3 separate regions of the Homo sapiens genome follow, and all the other regions are linked to region 2. A link is a contact called in ENCODE Hi-C or POLR2A ChIA-PET data. All regions are on one chromosome and are shown on one strand. Each heading gives the region's core, a stretch centred on a gene start or an enhancer-like site at or near the end of the contact. The rest is flanking DNA. Distances are from core to core; before and after follow the strand shown. Region 1 holds the start of DHFR (dihydrofolate reductase). Region 2 holds the start of RPS23 (ribosomal protein S23). Region 3 has its middle 120 kb from the start of HAPLN1.

Region 1 (3,827 bases), core at 970-3,469, 1.6 Mb before region 2:
AAAAAAAAAAAAAAAAAAGATTCTGAGTCAAAGTGCTCAAGTTGAATGCATTTTGTCACCCACAAGACAAAACGTGTTAACCCCTTGTGGTTTACTTTATCTATAAAATAGAGATAACAATAGTTCCTGCTTCTAGGGTTGTTGTGGGAATTAAAGACTTAGAATAATGTTCAGCCTCTAATCAGTGCTGTCACAACTGTCTGATACAATTGTATTATATTTGTGTACTTTGTAGATTGATATTAAATCATACTTTTAAAAATAGGTGCTTAATGTTCCACTCAATTACCTTAAAACATGTTTAATTATGTCTCTATCCTACTCTTATAACACTTCTATAAAAACTTTTTACATATAGCGTCCACTTTTGGTTCAGTTTCTTAGGAAAATAACTTTGAGAGTCAGCTATCTGAACCAAAGAAACATTAACATTACCAGACTATATTGGGATTTTTGAGACTGGCTTTTATCAATTCTTTAGCTACGGGCTCTTGTCATCATCTCTACCAGTGACCTAAGTGTCAAACCCAAATGCCTTGTATCTGTCCCATTAAAGAGATGCAGCATCTGCTCCTTTCTTACTGTTTCCATTTCCTCTGCCATGCCTCCTCTTACAACCATAAATATCCAGGTCTCTTAGGTTTTAAACGGGGCATCTCTCAACCCCCACATTCTTTTCCTTGGTTATTCCCTTCCCTCCAACAGTTCAATTCACCTAGATCCCCACGCCTGAAATTATCCTAGATGTCCTAGAGGCGCCTCATCATTACAATGGTACATTATTCTCCACTCCTTTACATGTCACGCCAGCTTTCAAACTGAAAATCTGAGCGTTCATCCCTGGTGCATCACCTTTAAATTCGAGATCTCCAAAATCCAGGGTCATGTAACCTTAAAAAATTTTTACCCTCTCTTCTCCACTGCCCTTGTTCAGGCCTTATCTCTTCCAGCAGCTGTTCCAAAGGCCTACTCTGTTTTCCTTTCGGAGTGCTCACCTCCACCGAAGCCTCCACCCAGCTGCCAATTCTGCCCCATGCCTGATAATTTGCTCGTGCGTTGACATACATAAAATTTCTAAGACAAAAATTTTTTAATAATGGTAAATGAACCTTGGGAACTGCATACAGATCATACAGATCCATAATAAGAGAAAAGGTCCCAGATTAACACGGAAAACTTTCCATTTAACTAACATTTGCACTGGTAAACTTCATCAAGCAAGACCCTACTTAATCCCACATTACCTTCTACTGAAGAGGTTGTGGTCATTCTCTGGAAATATCTGAATTCATTCCTACAAGTTAGAGAAACAGCGTTACTCGAAACATTATCCCTTGGGCTCGAGCTCTAAGGCACCTGACAAACGGAGCGCTGTGGGTAGGGGTGAGGTGTTTTCTCCAGGGCTGGGACTTTGCCCTGGGCGAGGGCGCCGCAGGGCAAAGACCTCACCGGGCAGCAGAATCCGGGCAGAAATCAGCAACTGGGCCTCCCGCGCAGCAGAAAAGGGGAATCCAGTCGGGCCCACCCTTCCTGCCAGCGCAGACCGCAAGTCTGGCCCCATCCTCTCGCCGGGAGTCGGCCACCCCGACCGTGGGCAGCCTGCGCCCGTTTGGGTCCCATCGCCCCGGCCCGGCAGATACCTGAGCGGTGGCCAGGGCAGGTCCCCGTTCTTGCCGATGCCCATGTTCTGGGACACAGCGACGATGCAGTTTAGCGAACCAACCATGACAGCAGCGGGAGGACCTCCGAGCCCGCTCGTTACAGCAGAACGCGCGGTCAAGTTTGGCGCGAAATTGTGGCCGCCCCGCCCCCCTCGTCCCCATTTGTGCAGGCGAGGCCCCGCCCCCCCGCCCCGGCGCACGCAGGGTCGCGGCGTGCTCGCGCCCGCAGACGCCTGGGAACTGCGGCCGCGGGCTCGCGCTCCTCGCCAGGCCCTGCCGCCGGGCTGCCATCCTTGCCCTGCCATGTCTCGCCGGAAGCCTGCGTCGGGCGGCCTCGCTGCCTCCAGCTCAGCCCCTGCGAGGCAAGCGGTTTTGAGCCGATTCTTCCAGTCTACGGGAAGCCTGAAATCCACCTCCTCCTCCACAGGTGCAGCCGACCAGGTGGACCCTGGCGCTGCAGCGGCTGCAGCGGCCGCAGCGGCCGCAGCGCCCCCAGCGCCCCCAGCTCCCGCCTTCCCGCCCCAGCTGCCGCCGCACATAGTAGGTTCTGTCTGGGACTGGGCAGGGCCATCGGGGCTGGGGGGGCGGGGCTTGTGGGTAAGGCGGGCGGAGGCGGGGACCCTCCGCCCGATGATAGGGCTGGAGGAGGAAGGGGCGGGCTGAAGAAGGGGAAGGTGGGAAGAGCCCAGCCGGGGCTACAAATTGGGTGAAGCGCTGAGGTTTTAGTACTTCCGTTTGAGGAGATAGGCAAAGGTTATGCAGGTTTTTAATGGCAGGCCTGAGACAGGAACTCAGGTCTCCTGACTCCCATTCTGATGAGGGGGCTTGTGGGCAAGGGGTGCGTCTTTTAACCTCCATCCTTTTTTTTTTTCCTTGGTGGTCGAAGAGTTTTACTGATTTTTTAAAAAAGTGCTGGATTGGGTGACTAGAAGAAAGCTGCCCTTAGGTCTCCAGTTTTTAAGACTGCAACAGCATGGCTCAATATTTGAAATCACTACGGTTAAAAGCAGTCATATTGTGCAGTTCCCCAGTGAACTCTTTTTGTAGTTTAGATTATAAAGTCTGAAATACAGTTTGGGTGGATAAAGTTTCTTAGGATGGTATAGATGTGACTAATCATGGAGTCCTTCCTGTTGCCATCCTTCAACGCAATAAGTACGTTTGTTTGTTTTTAAACCAGAGATACTGCCACAGGAAAAGCCCAAGGGTGACCCCTCACTTGGGTCACCTGCACAGTATTTTTCAGATTGAGGCTGTGGAAGGGCATTGAAGACTGGTGTTTAGCCACCTACCGTGTTTTAATGTAGGTGGCAGCTTGGGTGCTTCAAAATCTTGTTCCTTTCGTATATATTTCTCCCTTAAAATGATTACTCCTCTTCTGTTTTTTTTGAGGACGAGCTACGTTTTCATGAATTCACCAAAATTTTGCACCCACCATTTAAAGGGTAGCTGGTGAAGGACTTATGTATGCTTTTGGCAAGTTTTCTGCCAAGAAAAAATTCATAATCTTGTCACATCTTTAGTGATGAACATAAACCTTTTAAACAGGAAACACTTAAATTGCAGTGAACATGTCAAAAATGATACTGTTCTTTTATTACCTATCTTTTCCCCTCTGTGCCTTTGCTACATAACTGTTTATTTCTTAGAGGTATTTTATTTAGCATATGTAAGTAGGGTGATTCAAGTTTTATAATTAGAGAAAGCTGAAGGCTCATTGAATCAAGACCGGTAGCAGCCTTGGTTTCAATTAATTCTAAACACGGCTTGAGTTGCTGAGGCTCCTGACTATCAGACTCTACCTTGTCTTTTATGGTGTTAAAAACAGTTCACCCATAGGGTTTTCCAGAGCTAAAAGTAGAGGATTCTTTGAAGAGTGGATGGCAAGGAACCTTGTCATTCAGTTGTAAGGTTTAAATTGCTTCACATACGTCAGGCCTTCTCAGAGTAGAGATAACACATCATTTTCTAACCTTCCCGATATAGGCTACAGAAATTGACAGAAGAAAGAAGAGACCATTGGAAAATGATGGGCCTGTTAAAAAGAAAGTAAAGAAAGTCCAACAAAAGGAAGGAGGAAGTGATCTGGGAATGTCTGGCAACTCTGGTGAGTTGTGGGGGATTCTTTTTTCTCCTCAGTCATGGCTCTGGTATTCTGGAATTCTC
Region 2 (3,857 bases), core at 420-2,919:
CATTAGCACAATGGGGGAAATTTCTAGACCTTTTACAGTTATAAAAGTAGACTGGAGTGGCAGCGTGGGCCTGTAGTCCCAACTACTTGCGAGGCTGACGTGGGAGGATCTATGCCTAGAACGTCAAGATGGCCAGCCTGTGTGACAAGGGACCCTATCTCAAAAAAAAAAAAAGAAAAAAGAAAAAAGGTATCTGAGGTAAGAATTAGAAAGTCTGGGCCGGACACAGTGGCTCACGCCTGTAATTCCAGCACTTTCGGAGGCCGAAGCAGGCATTATCACCTGAGGTCAGGAGTTTGAGACTAGCCTGGTCAACATGGTGAAACCCCATCACTACTGAAAATACAAAATATTAGCTGGTGTGGTAGTGGGCGCCTGTAATCCCAGCTACCTGGGAGGCTGAGGCAGGAGAAATGCTTGAACCTGGGAGGCTAAGGTTGCAGGGAGTCTTGCGCTACTGCACACCAGCCTGGGTGACAGAGCTAGACTGTCTCAAAAAAAAAAAAAAAAAAAAAAAAAGTCTGGGTTAAAATGGCTCTACCATCAAATATGATAGAACTATATGAAATTATTATTTTAAAAAGTCAAAACCAGTCAAATACTGGCAGTTTCATGTCTCAATCTTAGGTGTATGACCTCAATTAATTCTGATGCAAGTCACTTCTCTTCACCTTAGTTTTATCAAGTCGATAAAGTTCAATAGCTGACACGTGCCATTTACTTATAACAACTCCCACAGTAAAGGTGTTTGTGTCCTTTACTTCATCATTGCTAGTATCTTCTCCAATTCCTTCCAGGCCAACGTTAAATTAAAACCTTAACTACCTAATTCCCAAAAACTAATTTTACCAACTTTTAAATAGAACAAACGCTTTGCAATTTTACCCCACAATGCCCAAATGAATACTACTACACAAAAACCTGCAATTACTTTCAAAACAAGAATTCGTAAGTTCATGTCTCGAATTCCTATAATAAACTAAAACTTGACGGGAGCAATGGACTTACACTTTTTCCAGCACGATTCCTTTTGCATGAGAAGCACCTCCAAAAGGGTTGGCCTTTAGGGCTGTGCCCAAATGAGCTTTCTTATACTGTTTATCATGCCACTTCTGGTCTCGTCGGTGACTACGGAGCTTCCTAGCAGTACGAAGTCCACGACACTTGCCTAAAAATTAAATATTTTAGTTCTTCCGTAAAAACACGCCATCTACGTGTTTCCCATCTTCTAAGACACTCGCCTCACCTGGAATAAACCCTTAAGCCGATTGGCTCTCGTACTATTTATTGGCCTGTGGGCCAAACATTTGGCCTTCAAGTTGCCCTGAACCGACTAATAAACGTTCGAAGAGGGCTCCGGAGAATGTGTTCTCCCGAAGGACGAGGCCCCGCTCGAATGCCCGGGAGGAAGCGCTGGCCTCCCTGCGTCCCTCGGTACCCCGACCTCGGCGGCCTCCACGCCTCATGGGCCCCTTCCGCGCCGGACCACGTGCCTCCTGGAGCGGCGCTTCCCCGGCCCTCCCCCATGGAGCCTCTCCATGGCATCCCCCGCCCTACTCTATTCGCATCCGCCCGCCCGTCCCCAAGACCCCAAGTCCCGCTTGCAGCGCCCTTAAACCGGCCACAACAGCTCACCCATCCTGTCGGCGCCACGGGCCTGAGCGAAAGAGAGAAGCACCGCAGGAAGGAGCCACAAGCCACCGCGAGCAAGCCCCGCCCAGCCAAGGACCCCGCGCCGCTGTCTGCGCCGCGCCTGACCCGAGGCTGGGGTCTCTCCTTTGAAAACGACGCGTTTGCATCACTTTCCTGAGCCAGAATCTGCGTCTTATTTAATTTGCAAGAAATTCAGAGATATCTAATTTGCATGGTTTTTTTTCCCCCTTTTTCTTTTGAATGCTGGAGACCGGAGGAACATGGACTACCAATCCCAGAATGCGTTTTATGGGACCCGCTCACCGCGCAGGCGCTCTTGCCCAAGCCACTGAGAGCGGGACGCGGGGCTAGGTCAGAGTAGGAAGGAGTCGCTGAGCTGAATCTTTGTGGAGTGGAGTGGGGCGAGAGTCCTCCGAGTAGTCTGGAAAATTAGACTTCTGAGCCTTAATTCATACTTATAAGCAGCTAGTAAATTGTAAAATATAGTGAAGCAATGTAGTGTAGTAACTAAAACCCCAAGCTTTGGAGCCAGATTGGGCCTTTAACCCTAAAGTTGCCGTTTATTTTGACTGGCGAGTCATTTACTTATAGATTTATTTATTTTTATTTTTATTTTTTTCTGAGACAGGGTCTCACTCTGTCTTCTAGGCTGTTGTGCAGTGGTGCGATCTTGGCTCACTACAACCTCCGCCTCCCGGGTTCAAGCGATTGTCCCACCTCAGCCTCCTGAGTAGCTGGGATTACAGGCTTCCACCATCACGCCTGGCTGATGTTTGTATTTTCAGTAGAGAGGGGGTTTCACCATGTTGGCCAGGCTGGTGTCGATCTCCTGACCTCGAGTGATCCGCCCGCCTCGGCCTCCCAATGTGCTGGGATTACAGGCGTGAGCCACCGCGCCTGGCCATTTAATTAACTCTTTAATACTGTTTCTCCTGTAAGATGAACTAGCTGTGAGAGGTTTCTGGGATATTGGTTCACTCAGCAAGGATGTTTAAAAATGCCTTCTATGTGCCAGACGCTGTTGTAGGTACCGGGAATATGGCGGTTAAATTAAGAGGGTGAAGGTTTCTGCTCTGATACAGTTTATATTCTAAATGTGAGAGGACAGACCAGTTAGATAGATGTAAATTAAATAATTAAATAGATGATTTTTACATACTGTAGAGCTATAGAGAAAATATAGCTGGATGGGTGATAGTGACTTGGGGATGGGGGTGGCTACTCTGGATAGGGTAGTTTAAGGTGACATCTCTGTGCAGATGTAGAATGGGCTAGTGCTTTCTAAGAACTGAAAGATCAGTGAAGAAGGGGAGCATAGTGACTGAGGAGTAGTGTGGCATTAGATGGGGTCTGAGAGTTACACAGGAACATGTGGAGCCTGTAGGCCATGGTAAAGCCTTTTTCTACTCTTCTGGTGATTTAAAGCCATTGTAAAGTTTTGAGCTTGGGAGTAGGTAGCAAAATAAGATTTATATTTTTATGGGGTTACTCTGGCTGTTGAGAGGAGAAAAAGACATGAATCTGGGAGGCCACTTGGGAAGGTATTGCAATAGTTCAGATGAGAGATGGTGATAGCTTGGACCCTCAGTGGAGACAGTAAAAAGTGGTTGGGTCAGATACACTGTTTGGTGGTAGAATGAACAGAATTTGCTCAGGACTGTAGGATGTGAGAGAGGAGTTAATTACAGCACTATGATTTTTGACCTCAGCACTTGGGTGAGTTGTAGAGTTGTGAGTTGTGAGTTGGGTGAGTTCCAAAGTGGGAAATACGAGGAGAGGAGCAAATTTCAAAGGAGGAAATGAAGAGTTCTGGTTTGGATGTGTTAAGTTTGAACTGTCAAACATCCAGGGATGTGAAGTGGACAGTTGGATATATGATAAGAAGCTGAGGAGTAATCAATGAATAAATAGTATTAAAACTGTGGCTCTAGTTGAGATAGCTTAGGTGATGACTGTAGGTAGAACAGAGATTAGAGTCCTGAGCACACCAAAGTTTAGTGGTACAGAAGAGAAGGCAGGTGAAGCAAAACAGATGAAGAAAGAGTGGCCAATGTTACACTCTGTTCAAAGCCAAGTGAAGAAGGGAGTGAGAAAGTGTGAAAAGAGATAAGATGAGGACTGAGAATTGCCTTTTGGACTTGAAAATGTGGAGATTACTGGTCACTTTGTCAAATGGGGACTCCATGGAGTACTGAAAGTGAAAG
Region 3 (3,812 bases), core at 331-2,830, 1.6 Mb after region 2:
TTTATATGCACTGGGACACCAAAAAAATGGTGTGACTCACTTTATTGTGATATTTGTTTTATTGCAGGGGTCTGGAATGGACCTGCAATAACTCCAAAGTGTGCTTGTAATTTTAGTCACCCTTAGAATTATACCCATTGAATGAGAAGGTGAATGCTTATCTTATAGCAGCATTTGTCAAGGTGGACCTATGACATTATTCCTGTTTTTTCTTTTCATTTAGAAGTCATCTGATTTCAGTGTGTCTGAGATGTCATGGTGCATATGAGGCCTATATAGGACCAAGCCCCCAGGCACTCTTAGTCAAGGTACATTTCAATAACGTATTGTAAATAGGGCTTCTCAGGCAATCAGGTTCCCTGGAAGCTTTGAGTTAGGTAATGGATCTAGTAGAGAGCAGCTTAGAGTAGCAGGTGTTGGGACAGATTAAGCCTCAGGCAGAACCACTGCCTAAATCACTAACTCTGCCTGACACAAAAATTTTATTTATTTATTTATTTATTTTTTATTTTTTTGAGATGGAGTCTTGCTCTGTTGCCCAGGCTGGATGCAGTGGCGTGATCTTGGCTCACTGCAACCTCCGCCTCCCGGGTTCAAGCCATTCTCCTGCCTCAGCCTTTTGAGGAGCTGGGATTATAGGCATGCACCACCATGCCCGTCTAATTTCTGTATTTTTAGTAGAAACAGCGTTTCACCATGTTGGCCAGGCTGGTCTCAAACTCCTGACCTCAGGTGATCCACCCACTTTGGCCTCCTAAATTTAAAATGTATCCAGGTTACTGTTGAAACACCCGTCGTTTGGAGGACGTCTGAACAGAGCAAAAAAAGGACAAAGCTATCCTGTATAAAGGATACATAAAGCTGGAACCAGCCCAACAAAAAGGTACTGCCAGAAACTCTATGAAGTAACTAAGATAGGGATCATTTTGGTCTTAACAGGGATTATGAATGAGAAGGAGAGATTTAGGCAAAAGGCTCATCAGCTAGGTCAGACCCACATGTAGATGTGGGGTGGGGATGGGGTAATCTGAAGTCTGATGCTGTCATAAGTATTCTGAAAGCTAAATCCATCCTGAAAATGTTGGGGCACATGGCAAATCTAGCCCTGACCTTCCTTACTGGGGTGTGATATCCTCTCAAACTGCTCCCCGATCTCACTCTCATTGCCTCAGGGTTCCACACTCAGCACATTACCGGCCTCACTCATGGCAGTACAGGGGTTATTGGGAACTCTCAGAAAGACTCCTGAGAAACCAGGTAGGTTTTGGCTTTGACTTGAAGACGGCATTAGTTGGCCCAAGACTGTTTAGCCAAAGTAGTTCTTGCCTCTGTCCTAGAGTGAACCCAAAGCCTCAGTCGCCAAATTACTCTGATGGGTCTCGTGGGCTTTCCAAACCACAGGGGCCCTCTCTGGGCAAGAGTTTGACTCCAGAATTAACCTCAAGCTCAATGTATTTCTTTGGAATCCTTCTGGCATGGAAACAACCTTCCCCTGGTAGGCAGCCCGTGTGTGGTGCGGCATTGCTCAACACAGCACATTCCCCTTAATGTATGACTTCAGAGGGAAGGTGGGGCTAAGGCTGGAGGGCTGAGGTTAGAGGTTTCTCAGAAATGCCTGTCTTACAAAGCAGTTATTTTTCTCAGTTGAACTACTTTGAGCCTATTGCTTTCATTTTCCTCAAATATCTATCAGTGCCTTGTACCTTATGAGCAAACAAACTGAAACAGAAAGTCATTTTTAAGTTAATTTTATATTTGGTACAGGATTAGAAACTGTGCTGTGTTCACACACCAGCTATAGCCTGTAGCACAGAAGCCGTGCCTGCTCTTCCAACACATCGCAGTGATATTCAGTTAGAAGGGGATTAAGGATAAGGAAAAAAAAAAGGTCAGTATCTATTTGTAGGTAATTCTCGAAGTCTCCTTTCAGAATCTCAATTACTTCTTCTTACTTGTATTTTTTTCCATGTGTGTCATGGACTTAGATTTTTTGGAAATACCAACGTCCTACGTTCTCATCAACAGCCATGGATCAAAATGCCAATTACATTTTATTGCAGTGTCCTGAGCTGCCCAGTCACCTCATGCTAAATTTGGGTTTAAATAAATAGAGTATTTTAGTTCCAGTGGTACTAGAAAGCAGCTAGAATAAAGACGGTTTGGTGTATTATTTTTGTACTGCTGTAATACGAAGGATAATTTTGAGAGTTATTTTTTGTTTTGTTGTTTTAAATTAAACAAATATATTTAAGATACTGATCTTTTTCATGAAAGATCCCCAATAAATTAAATATATAACCAGATCTAGTTTCCATTCTGAAAGTGCCAAGTAGAAACAGAGTTGCCAGCCTCTTAACCACTTTAGAACCTTTGACTATGTTCAACGACACACTTCTGGTATTATTCTCTAGTTTTTCGTGTGGGTGCATCTTCTCTCCCCAGCAGGTGCCTAAGGAGAAGGACTCGTGTTCTTCTTCCCTGGACTCTCTGGGAGTACCCACCATGGACCTGGTATACAGTTAGGGAGTCAAGAAATACTCGCTGAAATAATTTGCTCTTAATATAAAATTAAAGTTATACTATCTAGACTTATTTTTAAAACACTATTTTGGCCGGGCGCAGTGGCTCACGCCTGTAATCCCAGCACTTTGGGAGGCCGAGGCGGGCAAATCACGAGGTCAGGAGTTCAAGACCAGCCTGGCCAACATGGCGAAACCATATCTCTACTAAAAATACAAAATATTAGCTGGGCGTGGTGGCAGGCTCCAGTAATCCCAGCTACTTGAGAGGTTGAGGCAGGAGAATCGCTTGAATCCAGGAGGTGGAGGTTTCAATGAGCCGAGATCATGCCACTGCACTCTAGCCTGGATGACAGTGCAAGACTCTGTCTCAAAAAAAAAAAAAAAAAACACAGACACACACATACCAAAAAACACTATTTTTTTTAACATATATACATATATGCAGTACAAAATATAAACTTAGAAGTAAGGCTTCTCTTACCCTTGTCTCCTAGTCACCCAGCTTTCCTCATGAGAGGCCACTAGAGACTTCCCGCGTAACTTTTCAAAAATACTACATTCACTTATACACATCCATTTAGAGAAATATATATGTATGTATCAAATGCCACAAAAGTATATACATTGTCCTGCACTTGATTTTTTTTCACCTAATAATACATCCTGGAGAATGTCCCATGAAGCTAGTACATTTGTTGTTGGCATTTTTTTAAGAGCTGCATAAGAATACAGTCTACAGATGTATATTTCCCCAAACTTATTACTATTATAATCATGTAACAGTAATAGTTTTGTATACATGACATTTTATAAAGGTGTGTGACCAAAGGATAAATACCTAGAGACAAAATTGCTTTGTAAAGGCATTGACAAATTGCTCTCTACTAATTTTCTCTCCAACCAACTTATAATGCATGTGGTGAGTATTTCCTTGACATGCCCTGTGATACCCAAGTGAAGAATATGACATTATTAATGGCAAACACTTACATGGTACTTAGTCTGTGCCAGGCACTGGTCTATGTGCTTTACATATATTATCTCAAATAAGACTCACAACAACCTTGCGAGGGAGGCCCTTTCATCATCTCTAATTTGCAGATGAGATAAAACATTTTGCCTTAGGTCACCCAGCTGGTAAATAGCAAATGACATCTGAGCCCAGCCTGTCTGGCTCCAGGAGTCAGCTCTTGTAACCATGACCCTAAATTGTGCTAATTATGACACTTTTTCATAGTTATTCTGTATGAGATAAAATAAGAATATCTCAAGAAATACATGTTCTACAGT

The links. Hi-C counts contacts between places; a loop is a spot of excess contacts on that map. ChIA-PET counts read pairs that join two places held with the same protein, here RNA polymerase II (POLR2A). Pooled maps may share reads with other maps.
Region 1: a loop to region 2 is called in a map of B cell, with 20 times the contacts of the local background. The contact joins the promoter of DHFR here to the promoter of RPS23 in region 2. A Hi-C loop is called at or near these places in 5 of 168 maps with a recorded cell type or tissue (B cell, CD4-positive, alpha-beta T cell, CD8-positive, alpha-beta T cell and 1 more), 2 of 37 single-sample maps with no recorded cell type and 12 of 50 pooled maps. POLR2A ChIA-PET finds 5 or more read pairs at or near these places in 2 of 52 experiments (H1 and T-cell).
Region 3: a pooled map shows a loop between it and region 2 (10-fold over the local background). The contact joins the enhancer-like site here to the promoter of RPS23 in region 2. A Hi-C loop is called at or near these places in 3 of 37 single-sample maps with no recorded cell type and 4 of 50 pooled maps.

Annotation. Positions count from the first base shown.
Region 1 is chr5:80,652,764-80,656,590 of GRCh38, forward strand. It overlaps DHFR (dihydrofolate reductase), which reads right to left and starts at 2,220. Exons shown (of 6, transcript NM_000791.4): 1 at 1,641-2,220; 2 at 1,245-1,294. The coding sequence starts at 1,726. MSH3 (mutS homolog 3) reads left to right here and starts at 1,889. Exons shown (of 24, transcript NM_002439.5): 1 at 1,889-2,201; 2 at 3,648-3,768. The coding sequence starts at 1,965. RefSeq lists a silencer at 1,715-2,324 and an enhancer at 1,742-2,510.
Region 2 is chr5:82,276,685-82,280,541 of GRCh38, forward strand. RPS23 (ribosomal protein S23) reads right to left here and starts at 1,670. Exons shown (of 4, transcript NM_001025.5): 1 at 1,636-1,670; 2 at 1,009-1,168. The coding sequence starts at 1,639. It also overlaps the pseudogene ATP6AP1L. RefSeq lists an enhancer at 1,661-1,990.
Region 3 is chr5:83,843,176-83,846,987 of GRCh38, forward strand. No RefSeq gene overlaps it. Among named protein-coding and RNA genes, the nearest start is that of HAPLN1, 120 kb to the left of the region's middle. Within about 2 kb of position 1,581, at least 3 of the 41 ENCODE cell types and tissues checked have a DNase peak (open chromatin) inside an H3K27ac peak, as active enhancers do.